2 separate regions of the Mus musculus genome follow, and region 1 is linked to region 2. Evidence: chromatin loops called from intact Hi-C (ENCODE). Cell type or tissue: gastrocnemius. All regions are shown on one strand.

The links. A loop is a pair of places that touch in the nucleus more often than their neighbours do. Peaks named below come from ENCODE experiments on the same cell type or tissue, not always from the same donor. Only the 100,000 strongest peaks of a DNase experiment are listed, where the experiment ranks them.
Region 1: it touches region 2 in a loop (2.4-fold over the local background); 2 of 42 quality-filtered maps call a loop at or near these places.

The regions. Positions count from the first base shown.
Region 1 is chr15:96,967,276-96,972,275 of GRCm38, forward strand. No RefSeq gene overlaps it. Among named protein-coding and RNA genes, the nearest start is that of Gm32840, 74 kb to the right of the region's middle. In gastrocnemius, a CTCF peak has its summit at 2,721; no DNase peak of the experiment used is centred here; H3K4me3 peaks cover 182 bases; H3K27ac peaks cover 2,885 bases.
Region 2 is chr15:97,168,805-97,173,804 of GRCm38, forward strand. It overlaps Gm33149 (a long non-coding RNA gene), which reads left to right. Exons shown (of 3, transcript XR_384414.3): 2 at 4,027-4,238; 3 at 4,585-5,000. Among named protein-coding and RNA genes, the nearest start is that of Gm32885, 4.1 kb to the left of the region's middle. In gastrocnemius, a CTCF peak has its summit at 2,162 (motif pointing right); DNase peaks (open chromatin) are centred at 1,534 and 4,900; H3K4me3 peaks cover 1,020 bases; H3K27ac peaks cover 2,912 bases.

The DNA of each region.
Region 1 (5,000 bases), 200 kb before region 2:
CCATATACAGTACTCAGCATCCACAGGGTGGCTTACAATCATCAGTAATTTCAGTTCGGGGGTGGGGGTGGGGATCTGACGGTGTCTTCTGTGTCTTCTTGCCTTTTCAGATACCAGGCATATAAATAGTACATAGGCACACTTGCAGATGAAATGCACACACATATTAAACAGATAGATAGATAGATAGATAGATAGATAGATAGATAGATAGATAGATAGAAAGGAGAAGACATAGATGTAAAACAAAACCCTGCCTCTACAGTGTTAGAAAAATAGATCCAATATAGCTTATGCTGCTCCCTCCACCCTCTTCTCCCCTCCCCCACCCAGCCCCTTAGAGTGAGTTGATAATATTTTATTGGTCTGCTCCTCTAGAGGTGGCTGGAACCTAGTGTCTCAGTGTTCACAAATATGATACATAGAGATGCCACTCTGTAGAGTGGAAGCCAGCCCGGTCACATGGAAAGGATTCACTGGGAAGTAGCGTGGGTACCTGTATGAACAGGAAGCCAGAAGAGAAAAACTGATCAGTAATACTGTAAAACTTGTGACATCATCAGTGACAGCTTGAGAAAATGAGTATGACACCTCTGGGTACTGATAAGAGTCACAGAAGCTCCCAGTTCCCTTGATCAGCCCCTTGTCCCATCTTGACAGCTGAGTGAATCAAGACCTACAAGCACTTAGGCCAGACAAACGTCCTGATTTTCTGTTCTATGAGCTCTTCTCAATGTATTCGCAAGTGCTTCCAAATGTTTGGGTTGTCGTCCACCTCTGCCATTCCTTAGGAAATAGAAGGAAATATGGAATACTGTCGGTTATTATTTTTTTTCTGTCAGATTTTCTCTGTATGGTAGATTATTTAAACCACTGAAACTTCCCCTCTCATTCTCTTCATTCATATAATGTGACATGGCAGATCACCTCCTTCAATGAGAGTTAGTCTGTATCCCTACACTTTGAATATGTGTTGGTCACATGGCTCATTTTGACCAATAGGACATTAGTAACTGGATATAAGCAGAGGCTTGCAAAGCATTTGTATATCAGCGCTCACCGTCTCGCTGAGTTTGGAGCAGCACCAAGACACACCATAGGAGAACAACCCATGTTAAGTTGTTGAAGGTGTCTGATGACTGGGGTTGGGTGGTGAATACTAGCCAGTGACCACTAGACATTAGATGTGGATAGAGCCATCCAGGGTCATAAAGTCACCATCAAAATCAATAGTTTACCGCAGAGCCCCTGAAGCACTCAGGGAGGATCAGAAATGAACTTGCCCATGTCAAGACAGTAATCCAACTGACTCATAGAACTGTAAGCTAAGTCATGAGGATTAAAATAAAGGCTCTCCCACAAGGCTGCCCATCCACCACTGGGTGATAAATCACACACACCCCCAGGGTTTGCAGCTTACAACAATCAATACTATCCCCTCTTTTTCCAATATAGGGATCTAAGCACGTGGTTGCTTTAGGCTCAAGTTCCATAAGGCTGAAGTCAAGATGGCTGACGTTACAGCCGTTTCAATACTTCGGCAGGCCTCAGGTCTCTGCCGACTGTCTGTCTGATGGAGGTATCATTTTTCTTGCCACATGCGTCTCTCCAAAAAAATTTTTTTATAACACGGCAGCGTGCTTCCCAGAGCAGAAGCAACTGGGAGAGTTCCCAGAAGGTGCAATCTTTTTATAACTGACTCATAGAAGTAATACCTTCTCGTTTGCACCGAAGCTATTAAAAGCTACTAAAAGTGGGTCACGAAATCTAGGCCCTGAACAAGGTGAGGGAGGCACAGAGGGTGTGGTGACAGAAGAAAGTGTCAGTCTTTAAGGCTGACTATACACACACTCAGAAAAAACCCTGCTTTTTCTCTAGAAGTTGCCACAATACCAACTTGTTATCCTGAGGTTTGTCACATGTTGCTCAACACCAGACAACCAGGACACCCAACAAAGGAAAAACATGGCAAGAAATAGTCTGAAAATTGCAGTTATTTTTTCATCAAACCAACCATATTTAACACACATTTAAATATAGACTATGTAGAATGTAGAAAGAACATTGAAACATTATAGTGAGAAATAAAATTAAGCAGAGCTAATCTTTTAGATAGATTAAGAGAGAGAGATATGGGTGGGTGGATGGATAGATAGATGGATAGATAGATAGATAGATAGATAGATAGATAGATAGATAGATAGAGATATATACTTGTGTATTTTCATATGTATGACTGCTTCGCCTGCATGTATATATACTGTGGGTTTGTCAGGTTCTTAAGGAGGCCAGAAGAGGTCATCAGATTCCTTGGAATAACCAGGGATTGTGTTTGGTAGGAATGAAACCTAGTCCTCTGCAAAAGCATTCAGTGCTGTTATGCACTAAGCCATCCTTAGATCTAGTCTTACATGTTGTAATAGAAAATTCTAAGTATATCTTCAAAGAACACAGGTAGCTTTTGCACATTTTTAAATCACAGCCATGACACAATCTGTGTGGGGAGGAGGTGGGTGTATGTGTGTTTGGTGTCCCTTCAGGTGTCACAGCCAGCAGTGAAATGACCTGGGAAGAGGTGAAAAATGAAAATTCAGCTCGTCTTAGACTGGACCAAACTTTAGGAGTCTCACACCAGGCAATTTATTGCCAGCATATAGGGTATAGATTGGGGGAAGAAAAAAAAAAGCTTTCTGGTGTAATACAAACCCCTGTGCACAAGGAGGCGTAATTACATCAAAACTCAACTCAAAGACCATGTCATTTCTTCCAAGAAGATGGGCTCTAGAGATTTGGGCCTTAAAGCCTAAGGACAGATCTGTCATGGTCTCATTCGTACAGATAGCGTCAAGGTGGCTATTAGCCACCTCTGGTCCTGGTTGTGGGAGCTTGGGGGAGCCTCTGGCTATACAGATAAGGGTTGTTTAGACTGTTAGAGAGCCCCTACACTGTAATGTGAGGATCATTTAGATTTCAAGCTAATTGTGGTTCTGGTTGTGAGAGCCTGGTACGGCCAGGCCCAATTGATAACACAGCTCACCAGGCTGTTAATTGCCTGCAAATGCCCAGCCTTCTTGATGGAAGAATAGGTTTTACATTCTTTCCTGTTTAGAAGACAATTCCGAGAGTTTAGCATTTCTGGTTCCTCTGGGGGTCTGGGGGCATAAGGACCTTCATGTTCCCAACAAATTAGGGCCATAGCTTGGGAGTATCACCAATGTGGTATATGTGTAGGGTGGAGAGGATGTGGGAGAACAGACAGAAAGAGCTCAAATGTAGTTACAGATGCTAGCTCCTGTTGCTGCTCTGCTCCTGGCTGTAGTGGAGATGTTGGTTTCTTTAATCACAGAAATCTTACAGGAATGTTTTTGTTTGAGTGCCCGGTGTGGGATATGGGGCGGCTTTCGAGTGTCCACAGCAGCTGACTGTGATTTGCCCCATGTTCTGGTGGGGGCATGATGCTGCCAGTCACAGATAATTCCTGAAAATGTATGACCTTTGGAATTCTCGGGACTCTTGAGAGGGTATAAAAATGCTAGAGCCCCGAGAGAGGTGGTGGCTGGTGCTGCTGTCGCTGCTGCCCCTGCCCCTGCCCTGCCCCTGTTGCCCCTGCCCCCACCCTTTTCCCCTCCACACCCCACCCCCACTCCTGCCACTGCTCCCACTGATGGCTGGTTGCTGATTGCAGATTGCTGCTTGGAGATATCCTGCTAAGAGGAATCAACAGTGCCCTCAAGGAACTCAAGGACACTAATCAGCAGGAAGTAGCCTGTGAAGATCAATGCCCCCCCCCCTTGTTCTCCTCTATCCGTCTTTCTCTCTTACCCAGTGTTAGGGGGTAGGAAGGGATTGGGGTGGAGAAGGATATTAAGAAAAGGAACCCATTAAGTAACCAAAAGTCTGCCTACACCTTGCCAATAATGTGACCTTAAAAGCAACTAGCAACTGTGCTGTAGCCTCATTACCTACAAAAAAAAAAAGTGAGGTTGAGATTATGACTCCCAACATGCTTTGCAGAACCTTAGAAACGGAACCATTTAACTTTCTGGGTTTCTGTGAAATAATTTTAAACATTTAAGAGGTTGGGCTATTGAAGGAGCAAAAATGTCCTCTGGTTGTCGATCAAGGACAAACTCCTCTTTTTATCCCACCATCTTCCAATGTAGAAATCCTTCCTGTAAAATAATTGACAAACGTCCTCAAGTCTCTGCTTCACTATCTCTGTGAAAACTCGGTCTTTCGGAAGAGGGCCATGCACTCCGTTCCTGGGTAGCTATAGCACTGCTTTCGTTTTGCTTTTATGTTGAGGCAACGTTTTCTCATTTTCAAATCTCCATCCTCTGTGATGATGTGTGAGTTAGACATGAGCCTGGTTCTTTTTCTTTTCTTTCTTTCTTTTTTTTTCTTTTTTGGTGTTTTGAGACAGGATTTCTCTGTGTAGCCCTGGCTGTCCTGGAACTCACTCTGTAGACCAGGCTGGCCTCGAACTCAGAAATCCACCTGCCTCTGCCTCCCAAGTGCTGGGATTAAAGGCGTATGCCACCACGCCCGGCTGAGCCTGCCCGGTTCCTTTACGCCAAACAATGTGAAGTGCCAGAGGATGTGAGTTTTGTGCCTGTCACTATTGTGTGAATCTTCAAACCCTGCTGCGGCAGCACTTGTTTCCTGTGCAGTTTGAGTAGTTTTGGCCCCCATAGATTTCTGTGTTTCAGTGCTTGTCCATAGGAAGTAGCACTTTTAGGAGCTGTGGCCTCGTCGGAGTAGGTGTGGCCTCATCAGAGTAGGTGTGGCCTCGTCGGAGTAGGTGTGGCCTTGTTGGAGGAAGTGCGTCACAGCTTTGAGATCTCCTATGCGCAAGCTCCACCCAGTGTGGAATCAGAACCTCCTCCCAGCTGCCTTAGGATCAAGAAGTAGAACTCTCAGCTCCTCCAACACCATGTCTGACTGCGTGCTTCCGTACTTCCCACCATGATAATAATAGAAGCTCTGAAACTGTAAGCCAG
Region 2 (5,000 bases):
TACGGTGTTCTGGGAACTCATGTCTTTGCCTTCCCTGAGGCTGGAATGACTTAGCTCTACTATGTGGAGTGGGCTTCCTCGGTTTCATCGTGAAGCCACGTGGGCCAAGATATCATGCAGCCTCTGTGACATATCTGTCCCACTTATGTCCATGGTGGCTCTCTGTCACTCAGCATGAAGTTACAGCTGTGCCCTGCTGTGAGACCCTTTCACAGTCCAGCATCCCAGCAGTTCTGCTAGACAGCCTTTGAAAGGCAACCTAGACAGGAGCTCCAGCGCAGCCTACCTAAGAAAGCTGGATTTAAGACAGGATTCCCTCGCTGACGAGGGGCTTGCTCTGGGGAGGAAACCAAAGCTTGGAGTGGTTTTAAAATTATCCCAATACTTTAGAAAATGTCAGGGGAAGCAATATTGGAAGGGTCCACTCTGATTTTAGTTTTTATCAACCATAAATATGGATGTATTTCCAGCCAAAAACAATAAAACAAAAAAACAAACAAAAAGATACCTAACCTTTATTCGAATTTCACTGTCTCATTTGGATAGTACAATAATTGAGTCCAGAGTTTTTCTTTTGGTTAGAAAGACTGTTCTTTGTGACTAATGCCAGCCTGCAGTAATGAAAAATTACATAAGGTCATCTCTTCCGGAAGCACTCGGAGTCTGTGCGTGCAGAAGTGACGGAGAAACTGTGATGCGTGGGGGATATTTCTGTTGTGGTAACAGCAGTCCTTCAACACATGCTGACTACGTGACAGACACTTCTAGCTCAAGGCCAGCTAAGGAGAGCAGCACGCAGGGCCTGCCTTTATAGGGATAATAGGTGAACCCACGTCCAGCTCCCAGCCTGCACTCTGGGCAACGTGCACACAAGTATACAAGCTGCATGCTCTGGAAGCATGGAGTAACGGTCACCTGGTACCTGGAGAATCTAGAAACTTCTCAGCAGAGCTGTGCTGTTTCCTGTGCATTGCTGCCCAAGACATGCTCTGAAGGCAAGCCTGCCCCACCTGTGCAGAACCAAGCTGGGATAAATTCCGCCATTCGGTTCTTCCAAAGTTTCTCAGCTGAAGACAGTGGAGGAGAGTGACTCTCTCACTGTGCACCTCATGCCTCTAAGTCATGCCCTGTGCGCTCTCCACAGTCTCTGGAGTGTCTGTTTTCCCGTTTGGGTTTTGGTGGTTAGGTGTGTTATATCTGCTTTAGTCTCCTCTGCCTGTCGTGTGTTCAGGCCCTGCAATGGCCTGGTTCAAATAGGAAGTGAGCCTGGAACCTTAGGGGACTGGGGCACTACAGGGAACCCGGGCTGAGTCCTGGGTTAGTTGGCCTTTGTCCTGGAGCAGTCAAATTACTTCAGCTATTTGGGAAGCCTCTGGCAGCAGATTCTGGAAAGCCACTGGAGCCGTCAGGATGACCCTTGTAGATCTTCTAGTGGCACAGCCAGGATCCTAAATTTAGTACCCTGTACTTTGTGAGGACATCGGGCTCCTGTCAAGTGTCCAGTGTGGCAACACAGTCCGTTTGTGTAAACCGAGAACTGGCAGGTGCTCAGATGTGGAGCCTGGCTCCTGAGGGAGGGATTTGCCAAGCAGCCAGGGCTGTCTTCCTGCCAAGGACTCCTATATTATAACTTGAAGGGTTTTCACTATGGCAGGTTTGCAGTCGACTTAGTTTTCTCTGTCCACCATAAAATGTAAAAGACCGAGGAGCCTTTTGGTCACTGCACAGTCAGGAGATCTTTCTGTTCTTACTTTTATCCGGGACTTATTCTCAGTGTTCTCTTTGTTTGCAGATGGCTCATCTGACCTTCACAGTGAAAGGAGCTTGCTATGTGCAGTGTGAAGGCTGTGATGGAGGCTGAAGACCTTTATCTAATCCAGTGTGTTAAATTTCAAAGCAGCACATATGGCCGAGGTGCCTATTTAACATATCAAAGTGGACCTGGCCTTCAGGATCTCCCAGCATCCCTCAGTCCCTACCTGTTACAGGGTAGTAGGACCAATCTTCAGTCTTCAAGTGAACGGCTCATGATTTTGAGTAAAAGGGACAGAGACGTATTTTCATCTGATGCTCAAGATATTTTACTTTTATTTTATGTATATAGATATTAATCTGTGTGTATATCTGTGCACACTATGTGTGCAGTGTCTGAGAAGGCCAGAAGAGGGCGTCAGGTTCTTTGGAACTGCAGTTGCTGGGCTACCATGTAAGGCTGAGACTTGGGTCGTCCGGAAGAGCAGCAAATGCTCTTTACCAACGAGCCCTCTCTCCAGCCACTTGAGATGCAATTTCAGTATAGCCGGATGCATCCTGTTGAGCCTTTAGTCTCTTCACCCCCTGCATGGCACATGTGATTGGTCCATTGCTGCTTTGGGGACTTGTCACAGACATTCTTAGTTTGACGTGTGGAACTATAGCTTATTTTCTGGGGGAAATGTGGAGAAAGCATTTTCCAGCAAAGTGCTTATATAAAGACTCATCGGGAAAGAGTCAGAGCAGTGCAGGGCGTCTCCCTGCCATGGGTTCCACCTCAAATCAGTGCACACTCGCAAACCAGCCTTGTGATGGATGAGCTCCAACACAGCTACTACAAGCCAGCTGCTGGGGTAGACAGACAGACAGACGTGTCAAACGTATGGTATACAAACATCTAACTTTTGTGTAGCCCACAACAGCTATTTTTAAGTTCCTGTAACTACCTTAGAACCCCATTTCTCTCACCTCCTTTTCCCCCCTCTCTACCTGGATGTCAATCATTCCTGACCCCAGCTCTCTCACCTTTTCCCCCCTCTCCCCAGAGATCGCTCATTCCTGACCCATTTTCCTGCTGGACTGCTTCTGTCTCTCAGAAGACTCTCTCTGATATGGTTTTACACCAGTTTCCATTGTTTCTAGCTTAGGGGGAGAGTTTGTTTTAAGCACAAATTCCTTCTTAATTCTTTGTCCTGCTTAAAACAGACACTCACATATATTGTCTTTCTCACCAATACTATCTCCAAAAATCCATGCAGTTTGACTTGCTTCCCAAACGTGGTCCTGAAATCAGCCTGGTCGTGTAGGCTAAAGGAAGCCTGTCCCCAGTTGGCTCTGATTGGGAAATAAAGTTGCTAACGGCCAATGGCTGGGCAAGGAGAAAGAGTGGGAGTTTTAGGATTCCCGGGCAAGGGATGAAGGAAAGAAGGAATTCTGCCATGAGAGGGATGTAGTCAGGCCATGCCATGAAGGAGCAGGAGGGTGACCCGGTCTAAATGTAGATGCAATGAGAAAGCAGCCCCGTGGGAGGGTCAGCCAGAAGGAAACAGGGAAGCAACGATAAGATATAGATTCAGAAAGTGTTAACTCAGGAATACCAGAGGGGAGTGTGTGCTAGCCACGGGCAGGTTTAGAAGTGCCCGGTCATTGAGCTAGCTAAGGCAGATTAAATATAAAGTGTGTGTGTGTGTGTGTGTGTTCATTCATGAATCCAGAGCTCTGCTAGAAGCTCAGAGTGACTTAACCATTTACAGCTACACCGTGGCTTGTAAACAAATCACCTTGTGTTCAGGAAGCTGCCATCTTGTATGTAGATGGTCACGTTCTTTTAAGAGTTTCAGCTTGAAAAATTAAAACCATACATGAAAGTAGGGTGAAGATGTAATAAGCCCCCAACTGCCTTAAACCCACCTTCAATAACCATCAGTTACCCCGACTCAGCCACCCCAGACAATTTTATTCCCAGGTCTTTGCCACCCTCTCCATTGTCCCAGGATCACTTTAAATATATTTCCATGTGTAAAGTTTTCAGTGTGCATTTCTGTCTGACAAGGATCCCACTTTGAAGCAAAGACATTGCTGGGTGTTGCAGGTGTAAGGTTTTTGTCAACTGTGTAAAGATTATCTTTTTATTATTCAAATGCTGATTTCTGTGCTCCCCACCGCCACTCCCCATATCTTGCTGCCATCCGGACATGGCCTTGCCATGGCTTATTTAAAGAATCTCCAGTCTCAGTGTTGTGTAAACACTGCTCCCCATTTATTCTCTGATAGGCCAATAAAAGCTGATCAGCTAATGGGCTTCTGCCAGCCAGGAGAGAAAGAGGAAGAAAGAATTCAGCCATGAGGGTTCAGGAGATCCCATGGGAAAAACACGCGGAGCAGAGAGAAGCAGATCTAATTCGAGTTAAACCGGAATGGCCTTAGCCAGAAAACAAGATGGAGGAACCTGTGCATCATCTTGCCCTTTTATAACATAGAGTCACGTAAGTGTAGTCTCACCCTCAGATCATCTTCCTGCACCCTTCCTAATCCCGGGGATGACATGAAATGGAGCCAGACCCAGCCGAGAGCTAGGGAAGTTGCGCCACATACAGCATGTCTGGTGATAAGAGGGGGGTGGGGGGGGGTCTACAGTGCGCTGAGAAAGTTCAGGACAGAAAACCCGGGTGTCGTCAGTGGTGGGCCACAGTGCTGAAGGCTCCCAGAGCTCTGTCCACCTTGATGAAAAGTCGCACGGCTCCTCGGGAGAGTGGTAACATTCTTGTGCTAAGTGCTGGCTTCCTGGGGATTCTGCACTGGCTATTTTCTCTACCTCCATTCCGTGCGCAGGCTGAACAAGGACATCCGAGGCTCCCATGCACAGCTTGCGCTCCAAGCCCTGCAATGCCCCGCCCACACGTGAAGCTCACGGCATCACATAAGAGTACTCGGTACACCAGGAGGGCGCCCTCAGAGAGGAGAAACCACTGGTCGAGGACGGAGGCAGGGGCACCCGCGTGTGCCTGATGGTGTACCACAAACAGTGATGGGTGGTGCCAAGTGTATAGATGCCTCACTGCAGTACGACTTTGAGCACAGTAGCTGGGACAGCTTCCACCAAGGCCTGAGGCCCTGCTGGCATGTCTCAGCCCAGTAGCCTTAAATCCCACTGTCTCCAGACATGCTGTGCGGGCACATGGCTAAGTGGGCATGGCAGAGCCAGCCTGGCCTCAAGACGTGCGGTGTGTGCTGTGGCTTCCTCGGTA